2 separate regions of the Mus musculus genome follow, and region 1 is linked to region 2. The links are chromatin contacts, found by POLR2A ChIA-PET in ENCODE. All regions are on one chromosome and are shown on one strand. The core of a region is the stretch at or near the end of the contact, and the rest is flanking DNA. Distances in the headings are between cores, read along the strand shown.

Region 1 (4,959 bases), core at 1,755-4,254, 60 kb before region 2:
TATCTTGGATCTGTTATACCTGCCCTAGCAAACTAATATACACCTCCAAGTTAAAATCCTTTACAGACGGAATAAAATATAGTAAGTTTGAGAGAATCTAGAGAAATGGGTCTGATTTCTCACTTTCATGGACAGTGATGAGAACACTGTCTCTTGCTCTCATCCTGGAAATGACAGAACTGGCACAATGAACTGGAAGAAGGAAATATCACCTTTTTGGTTCCAGAACTGGGGTTCCTCTATCTATGTGGTGGCTTGAATAATAGCCCTAATAGGCTCATGTTTGAACACTTGGTCTCCAGTTGGTGGAACTGTTTGGGAAAGATTAGGAGGTGTGACCTTGTTAAAGGAGGTGTGTCACTGGGGGCAGGCTTTGAGGTTTCAAAGGAGTTACTTCATTCCCAGTGTTCTTCTATGACTTTTGCAAAGGACTTGGCTTCAATTTCCAGGACCCACATGGTGGCTCAAAACCACCTGTAACTCCAGTTCCAGGGGAATCCAAAACTTCTGGCCTCCTCAGGAACCAGATACTTATCTGTTGCACAAATTAAAAAAAACATGCAGACAAAACACCCATACATATAAAATAATAAAAATGTAAGCCACAAATAAAATGCTATCTTTTGTAAGTTGCCTTGGTCAGGGTGTTCCGCCATGGCAACAGAAAACTAAAATACTTAAGAGTTTTACAGGGTCGGGCTGGCGAGATGGCTCAGCAGGTAAGAGCACTCACTGACTGCTCTTCCCCAGGTCCTGAGTCCAAATCCCAGCAACCACATGGTGGCTCACAACCATCTATAATGAGATCTGACACCTCTTCTGGCATGGCTGAAGGCTGAAGACAGCTACAGTGCACTTATGTATAATAAATAATTTTTTAAAAAAAAAAGAGTTTTACAGGGTCAAAGTCCATCAGATGACAGAGAAAAGAAACAGTCGAGAGCTCACTTTTTGAGGCACAACCACAAGACAAAGAATGCTAGATCAAAACGGTCCATCTTGAAGATCTTATTTTAATACTCCAAGCTCTTACGGGTCTCTACCTACTGTATCCATGTTTTACAGTTCAGTGTATAGAAGGTACATCTGTCTGCTGATCTCTAGCCTTCTCAGAGGATGTGCATACTGTATAAAGAAGAAAAGGGAACAAGAAAACAACTGAGAGGCTCAGTTTTCGATAAGTAAGAAAGTAGAGGCCAATGAGGGTAGGAAGGTTGGAAGCTCATTAAAAATCTCATAGAACTTGAGTTCCATCCCCAGGACCTGCTTGGTAGAAGGAGAAATCTGACTGCTATCCTCTGACATCCACATGTGCATTAGGGTGAATACACACACAAATGAAATTCAATTTAAGGGTCGGCTCAGCAGCTAAAAGCACTTGCTGCCAAGACAGATAAACAGAAGTCAGCTCCACAGGATGGATGGAAAGAACTTGACTCCAGATCTCGGATCTCCACACATGTGTATGCACATGCACACACACACTAGATAAAGAAAGAAGAAATTTAATCTTAAAAGATTTAAGAGTGTAGAAAAGAAGTCATCTACTATAGTACCTATCTAGAAGTCTTCAGAATTCTGATATACCAACTGAAGTTGCCTAAGTTATAAACTGTCAATAAAATAGTGAAAACAGATCCTATTAAGTAGGACATGATCATAGTCCAGACTTAAGATTTTTAAATTTAAAATTTTGTATTTTCTATCTGCATTAAGCAGCAGCCCTAAGAGCTATTTAAGCACACACAATTTTATTTTCTTTCAAGAATTATAACGACAGACATAAGATTCTGTTCCTAAGAACTTATTTTTAGATTCTACCATTTCGGCTAATTTCATTAACAATTCAAATTGAGAAGATAATGGATTAACCGCACTCAAGTCACAAGTGTGGCTCATATACGGGTTCCTGACTCATCTATAACAACACTTTCAACACAAAATTCATTTTTTAAAAATCTACTTAGCAAAATACATCAATTTATAGAGATTTCTAAAAAGCCATACTGTTGACAAATACATGTTGAGCACCAGAAGGGAAGAAGGCCGCATTCTGAAATAAATTAATATTGATCAGTCTGCACAGGAGGTGGATGAGACAATGCCCATACATATACCTGGCAGCCTGTGTGCCGGGAACGAAGGCGGCCACACAGGCCAGATGATAACCACTGCCAGCTCAGCAGCTGAGCTTGGAGGAAAGGTGGTATCCACACATAGGCCACTCTAGAGAACCAGAACTTACAGTCTCTGCAAGCGAACAGAGAATGTGGCGCTGACACCGGGAAAGTCTGACAACAAACAGGGTTGCTGGGGGTCTGGGGAGCTTCCAGGGCTACCACGCTGACGGCATACAGCAATCGCCGGCGGGCGAATATTAATACCCCACCCAGAAGTGAAAAGAAAAAGTCTAGGAGGGCCGAGGAAAGGGCTCGACCTTACCTTGTCATCCTCGCATCTCTTCCCCAGGCCTTCCTTGGCCTGCAGCCGGCTGCTGAGGCGACCGTAATCGGCCTCCTTCTGGTCGATCTGCTTCTTATGCGTGTCCACCAAGAGCAAGAGGTCCGAATTGCGCTTCTCCAAGCGCCCGCGGGCCACCTCGGTGCGCTGGACCTGGCCCTGCAGCTCGGCCACCTCCTCCTGAAGCAGAACGTGGCGGGAGGAGATGCTCCAGTAGTTGAAGGCAAGGACGACGATGACTACCAGTAGCACCACCAGCACGAAGGACGGCAGGCGGCCGGCCCGCCGGTTGGCCCCGAAACCCACCATGAGGCCGGTGGCTCCGCCGCTGCCGCCGACACCTGCGGGCAGCGCCGGCCTGCTGTCTCAGCGGCCTCGGGACCCGGACCCCAAGGGACGGGCCGAGCCGCCAGAGCGCGGAGGGGGGCGGGGCGTCGCGGGTCCTCCCCGCCCCCTCTGCGCCCCCGCCGCGCCCCCTCCGAGAGTCGAAGGCCAGCGGGCTCCCGCCGCAGGGAAGCGGGAGAAGCCGGCGCTGGTACTCGCGACCCGATGCCTCAAGGCTGGGGGCGGGGACGCGAGCCGGAAGGGGGCGGGTTTCCTCGGTCCACGCCCACCGGCTGGGGCCGGGGCGCCCAGGGGGGCATTAGCTCGTTTCCGCCGACGCCCCCTCTTCTCGCGAGATAGTGGGCTTCTTCTCGTCCCCTTGCGGTCTTGTCTCGCGAGGGTTCTCTGGAGGCTGGGGCGCGGGGTCGGGGTCGCGCGGCGTACCTGGGTGGGTGTGCGTGGTGCTGTTACCTGGTGGTGTCCCCTGAGGCCAGGTTTAGGGAGGTCCTGCTATCAGCGGGCCCCTTGGCAGAGTGTCCTCTGTCAGGACCAATTCTGAGACTGCCACCAAGTAGGGAAGGCTCTAGGTAAGATGGGACCTGATGGGTGTCTAGCAAGGTTTTATGCTAGGTGTTGTTTGTGCCACCGAGGTGGAAAAAAACAAAAACAGTTGACATTAGCCCCCAGAATAGCGGTGCCCAGACAATACAGCAAGAGAAGCTAAGCTTGAGGATGCTCTGCGATTGAGATGTGTTAGCAGCCTGGTTTCCAAGGTTACTGCTGTCACGGACAGGAAGAATTCCAAAATGCGGTGCTCCTATTTTAAAACGCTCTGCTGCTTTTCCCTCGACTTAGCTGAGGAGAAAGCCCAGAAGCTGCCCTCGGTGAATGGCAGCTAATGCGCCGTTACTGACGGCTGACACATTCCGAATTAGCAATAGCAGCCCTTACAAGTTGTTTCTGCACGCCTAGTTTTACATCCCTCCTATCCCAACAACGCTTTACACAGGAGAAAGCCCGGAAACAAAGATGTGCGGAAACGTCAGAGTCCTGTATCTTCTGAACTGGGCTTAAAGCCAAGTAACAGAACTCGTAATACTGTTCCTCTCTCTGCTTTGTAGCAGGTGTTGTTCTACGTTTAGCGTCATGTTCAGTGCTACAGAGAATCCCCTGCTCGTTCCCTCTGCGTGCTGCTTGTGTAGTTGTTTAAACAAACAATAAAAAGTTACTGGTTTTCACCTGTGTAACCAGAGGATGGATTTGTAGTTATTTTTCAGACTCCGGGTCAAGAACACAAACTTAAGTGTTTATTCAAACCGGCCTATAGTTCTGAGACATGAAGATTTTACAACAGTGAAAAATTGTTCCATGTGTCCTGTGCATTTCAAAAATAAAGTTCATCTGCTTCCAAAAAAAAAAAAATACCTTCACAGAAGGATGTTTCTCTTTTTTATACTATACAAACAACAACAACGACATAAACGTACCAGAATTTACTAGCTGGTTTACATCAAAGTTGAAGATTAACTCTCTTCAATTACAGCATTTGGGGTGTTGAGGCAGAAGCTGGAAGCCAGCGTGTGCTGCATACAAAATTCTTGTCTTCAAAAGTTGAGCTCTGACTTCAGGAGCTCTGAGAAGTCATCTCCACTCTCAGATATCAACCAAGCAGCTTTGGCAAAAGGAAGCCAGGTCAAAAAGGAATTTAAAGTAATTATTACATTTGCTTATTGGAGTGGGGCATGCATGCCATGGCACATGAGCGGAGGCCAGAAGACAACTTGCAAGAGCAGGTTTCCTTCTCCCATGTGGGTTATCCAGCCTGGCAAGTACCCGTTCCCACTGAGCCCTCTCACAGGCTCCCAAACTGGAAATCTTAACCATTTATCCTACTAATGTATTATCTCAGTCAGTAGTTGAAAAATCCATTAAATGGTATTAACTTTCTAAAATGTTATTCTTCCCAAGGACGTTGTATTTTAAAACAGGATTCTGACAGATGTACCTCTTACAAAACACAAGCACAAACTTTTTGTTAACAAGGGCTTTAAAGCCCTATTTGACCATTAGGGCTTTAAAGGTTTATATTTATAGGTTGCCACATAACTTTTCTAGAGTTATATGCTAGAGATTGCAGAGCTGAGACTTGAAAGCCTCTTTTCCTCTCCTTCTGGA
Region 2 (4,887 bases), core at 1,396-3,895:
TACCAACTGAACTCCATCTCCAGCCTTATATGGATCCTTTTAATGAACAATCCTTCTCTGTACTGGGCTCAATAAACTTGTGAAAAAATAAGCACAGTATTTTTTCAGTTCGACTTTCCAGTCTCCCCCGGACTCCTGCTCATATTTTAAAGGCATGCACTAGACTCTAGTATTTCATTGTTTTTCCACACTCTGCTCTGTATCCAGGAGCAAAGGACAGCTTGCAGATGCATCATATGCACAATGATGGGTGAATCTTAATCTAAGGAGATCTTTGACTAAGCTGGGATGCTACTTGAAACATTGCATAACAGCCACCATCTTGCCCTTCCTGACTGCGTCTACCATCTTACTTTGGAGACAGCATTCGGGGCATTCAGTTCCTCCTGGCTGCCTGGATTCATGGTGCTTTGCCTTTTTATCCCAACAGCTGCTTATTTGCATAACCTGTTAGAGGTACATCCCTATCAGTACACTAATGGGTTTCCTCTAGCTTCTTGGATATTTTTCCTTCCTCTTTTAGATTTTATAACAAATAGTAACTTTGCCTTCGACAAAAGTGCTTCCTGCTTGAAAATTTCCATCTCTCCCAGTTACACAACAAGGCTGGACTTAATCGACTCTCCTTTCGACGCAGTAACGCTTATGCTCCTCTATGAGACCTTCCTGAAGCTCCTAGTTTCTTCATGGATCTTTCTGGAGTTGTAGATGGGATAGCATACCTATCATTCCATTTATCAGTTCATCATTTATAGAATGCCTGCCTCTGTATTCCAGGTCCCAGCTACTGTCCAGGTTGTGAAACAGACAGAGCATTTGACTGCTTGGTTTTAGCCTCATAACTATTTTAGGAGTGCATTGAAAAGAGGAACATCTTCCCATGGCTACTAAATGCAGCAAGGGAGCAGTCCGCAATACTAAGGTGATATGGGGTGGTAGTGGTATTGAAATTCAAAGATATTAGCAAAACACACTGTTAAAGTCAAACACCTCTAATTCAAACACTGAAGAACTTGAAGGGGATCCATTTTGAGGTTATCTGAGCTACATAATAAAACTGTCTCAAAAATGCAAAAGTATGGGATGTAGCTCAATATTAGAGCTACTACCAATCCTTAGCAAATGCAAAGTCTTGGATTTGATTCAGGCAAACATGTAGACAAAATCATTTTAAAATTAAAATAGGATTCAGGCATAGAGGTGCATGACTTTAACCCCAGCACTCAGTGGGGGTGGGATGGTGGCAGAGGCAAGTGGATCACTGTGAGTTGGAGGCCAGCCTGCTCTACATAGTGAGTTTGAGTACAGCCAGAGCTACACAGTGAGCTCCTGTCTTGAGCCCCCCTGGCCCCCCCCAAAACGGTTAGAATTCTTTCTAGTCTACTATAGGGGGTTTTAATAGTTATGTGTTATGCTGATATAGTAAGAGCATACATGTAATGAGAAATTAATAATTCATTATTTTAAACGAATATATTTCTCACAGTACTAATGTTTTGGATTGACATTGTTTCAATGTTGGATCTTGTCACCTGCTAGGAAAGAGCTCTACCACTGGGTTACACCCCTATTCCAACCTAACTCCTATTTAACATTTCCTTTCAGTGAAATCTTTGAAGGTAGAGAGAGCCAGTGGGATAGCTTGTCAGGCAAGTCTGGCCATCCGTTTAATCACTGAAACCACATAAAGGTGGGAGGATGGAACTGATTCCACAAAGTTGTCCTCTGACCTTCACACTCGTACGTGGTACCTAAGTGTTCATATTCCATGCACAGGCACACATTGGTATTATTAATAATAAAATCTTTGAAGGTGGCTGTCTCTTAGCGAAGTTGTGGAAAGGAACTTTTAAGTCTGCCGATGGGGAGGACACAAAGGAAAGGAGGCATTTCCCCCCCCCCCCCGGTTCTTTGTGCAATACAGCTCCTGACCATTGTGCTTTGTTGCAGACGTCTGAAGATGTAATAATTCTTTCTAAAAGTACAAGGAAAGGTCCACCAGTTCCTGTTCCCTGCCCAGCTAAGGAGCACACCTCAGCCTTCTTTTGTCTTCTGAAAATAAAAGAAGGGTTAGAGCGTAGGGTTTTCTAAGCGCTAAACGCGGGCGCTTACAAGCTTCTGTGGTTGCACCAGAGTAAATAGCTATTGTAAAACAGATGTTCACTAAAATAAGGGTGCTCGAGGCACAGGGGCCCATGGAGCTGACTTAGGGCAGCGCACAGGTGGGGAGAGCCGCCAGGTCGGGAATGTGGGTGACTGTTTTCTGCAGGTGCCGCCTCCTCGCTTTGGCTTCCAAGAGAGCAAGAACCGGGTGTTGCAGGGTGCAAGTCTTGACTCCTGAAACAGCTCAAATGTTATTCCAGGTTGTAGACACCGATCTCGTGAAGTGTCCACACATGGCCCGGTCCAGGACAAACAGCATCCATACCAACCACCGCCCGCGAAGGGAGCGAGCCAGGGCTTGGGGCGCTAGGGGGCTGGCCCGACTGGGCTCACTACTGCTGTTTTGCGATGATTGCTTCCTCCGCCCGCTCATCATCCCCATTCCTTATTCTGATTGGATCTTCCTCCTGCTAATCGGTTCCGCCGCGCTGACCTCCATTGGCCCCCTACCTAGGCCCCGCCCCATGAGCTGGGCACGGGCAGTGGGGCGCCCGGGAGAGAACCCAGCTTGCTTGGGGTTTGGGGGAGGCGGTGGTGGCTCTGTAGAAGGAAGAAGAGTGGGGCGGGAGGAAGCAGCGGTGGCGATCCGGTCAGGGTGATGGTGCAGGTGCTAAGGGCCGGCGCGGAGCTGCCGCGCTGAGGGGCGACGGGTCCGGAGTCCGCAGCGCCGCCGCGTCGCTCCCGAGGACGGGCGAGCGGGCGGGAAGATGCTGAGCAGGTTGATGAGCGGCAGCAGCAGGAGTCTGGAGCGCGAGTACAGCTGCACCGTGCGGCTGCTGGACGACAGCGAGTACACCTGCACCATCCAGGTCAGCGCCGCGCCGCCCGCCCGCCCGCCCGCCGGCTCGCGGGATCCGGCTCCCCAGACTCGGCCAAGTTGGCGGGGTCCGCCGCCCGGGGTCGCTCCAGCTCTAACCCCGGCGCGGCGCTTTGTCCGCCCCGCAGCCGCACCGCCCGGCGCGCGGCATCCCAGCCCGAGCTCAGCCGGGCACTGGTACCACGCGCCGCGCGCCCCTGCGGGGTGAGTCGCGTCCCGCACCTGCAACTCCTGCTCTGCGCCTTCTCGGGCGGGGGACCCCGGGTCTCGGCTTCTTCAGCCAGCGGATAGGCAGCACCTTGGGCGGGCATCCTGAGCTAGGCGTGTAGGGCGGGAGACGCCTGCCCGGGCCGCCCCGTCGAGGGGTGCGGGCTGAGGCTCCCCCGGCCCCGCCAGGCCCGCCAGCCAGCCTTTATCTCCCTGGTTGGAAGGATAAAGGTTTATGTCATAATTTCTCCTGAGCGTTTGTGAGTCAGACGGAACGCGCAGCCCATGCAGAGTGGCCTATTGAAGGCGCCCAGCCCTCTGTGCTTTGAGGCTCTAGCTCCCTTCCTTGTCTTTTGACCCCCAAATCTCAGCGTGTTGGTTATTTCTGGGGGTGGGGGGCGTGAGGCAAAGATTTAGCAACAAGTCACAGAGATTTGGAGGTTAGCAGTGGCTGGAAGGAGTCGGGGACTTAGGGAAAAGCCAACAATGCAATAATGCCACACAGCATTTCTTTCAGAACCTGGTTTTTACAACCCCTTGCTTGTGTTCCTTCACTACTGCTGTGTGGCGCGTCAGGAGTCTAATATGGTTTTCCCCAGGAATGCAGTCTGTCCTTTGTAAAGTCAGAGGTTGAAAACACTGACCATGCTCACAGATTTAGTTCTTCAACCAGAGGACCCTGCGCTCACCGCCAAAAACTGCTCTTTGTGGAGAAGAAAATTTGAGTTGGACCCAGAAGGGTCTCACCTGATCCCTTTCCTTTCCTGCAAGAACCTGGAGGAGGCTTCTAAGCACAGATGTGTGTGTGTGTGTGGGGGGGAGCCTGCCTAGATTTAACCCTCAGGGTGCCCCCATCTATCTTCTGTCTGTCTGTCTGTCTGTCTGTCTGTCTGTCTATCATCTATCTATCGTCTTGCTAATAGATCACAATACCATTAAAAAGAGAGAGAGAGAGACTTGTGAGAAAGACCCTGGGTAGAGAGTAGATGCTTAATGCTGACTGTGCTCAGTTCAACCTCTTCCCCAGAAACCTGCCCCCCCGCCCCGCTTCCCCTCTCACCCCCCCCCCCCCGCCCCTCACCCCAAGCCCTGAGCTTAAGTGCTGATTGCTGCCAAAGATCCAGGAGAGTAGAGATTCAGCACAGACTCCTTTTGAAGTCTACTTAATATAGATTAAATGCCCATAAAAATGCGAGCCATGAAATGAAAGGGTTTTTGTAGTTAACCGTGATGGAGAGATGGTATGTATTATTTCCCAACTCCATAGTGGCTTGCTACTTTTTGTTTCTATGGTGTCATTGTTTCTATGTACACCCCCCCCCCCGTTTTGTTTTAATGGAGGAGGAGAAAGCATGGAATTGACACCTTCTCAGTTTGAGTACATTGTCAAGAGCTTTAAAAGTCTTGACTTTAAAAAAATGGCATAAAAATTTAACAAATGTGTAAAATAGCCTGCCGAGGGCAGTGTGAGGTTTAGGTTTCATAAATCTTAAGAATACCTTTGTGGTATATAGTAACATAACATTTCTTAGTAGATCATTAACTTTTGTCAAGGTATAGAGTACAAATGAAACACCACTCCTCTGAAAATGTTTGATAACCTTGTGGTTTTAGGTCTCAGGAAAGGCAACTTTTTATTCTTCCTTGAGCAGGTGAGGTTGATTAATATTGTAATTGGTGATGGTTCTTATTGTCATGGA

Evidence for each region. ChIA-PET counts read pairs that join two places held with the same protein, here RNA polymerase II (POLR2A).
Region 1: POLR2A ChIA-PET joins it to region 2 with 29 read pairs in embryonic stem cell. The contact joins the promoter of Golm2 here to the promoter of Frmd5 in region 2. POLR2A ChIA-PET finds 5 or more read pairs at or near these places in 4 of 5 experiments (Patski and embryonic stem cell).

The regions. Positions count from the first base shown.
Region 1 is chr2:121,865,015-121,869,973 of GRCm38, reverse strand. Golm2 (golgi membrane protein 2) reads right to left here and starts at 3,004. Exons shown (of 10, transcript NM_001205369.1): 1 at 2,443-3,004. The coding sequence starts at 2,769.
Region 2 is chr2:121,804,815-121,809,701 of GRCm38, reverse strand. Frmd5 (FERM domain containing 5) reads left to right here and starts at 2,645. Exons shown (of 14, transcript NM_001360084.1): 1 at 2,645-2,972. The coding sequence starts at 2,871.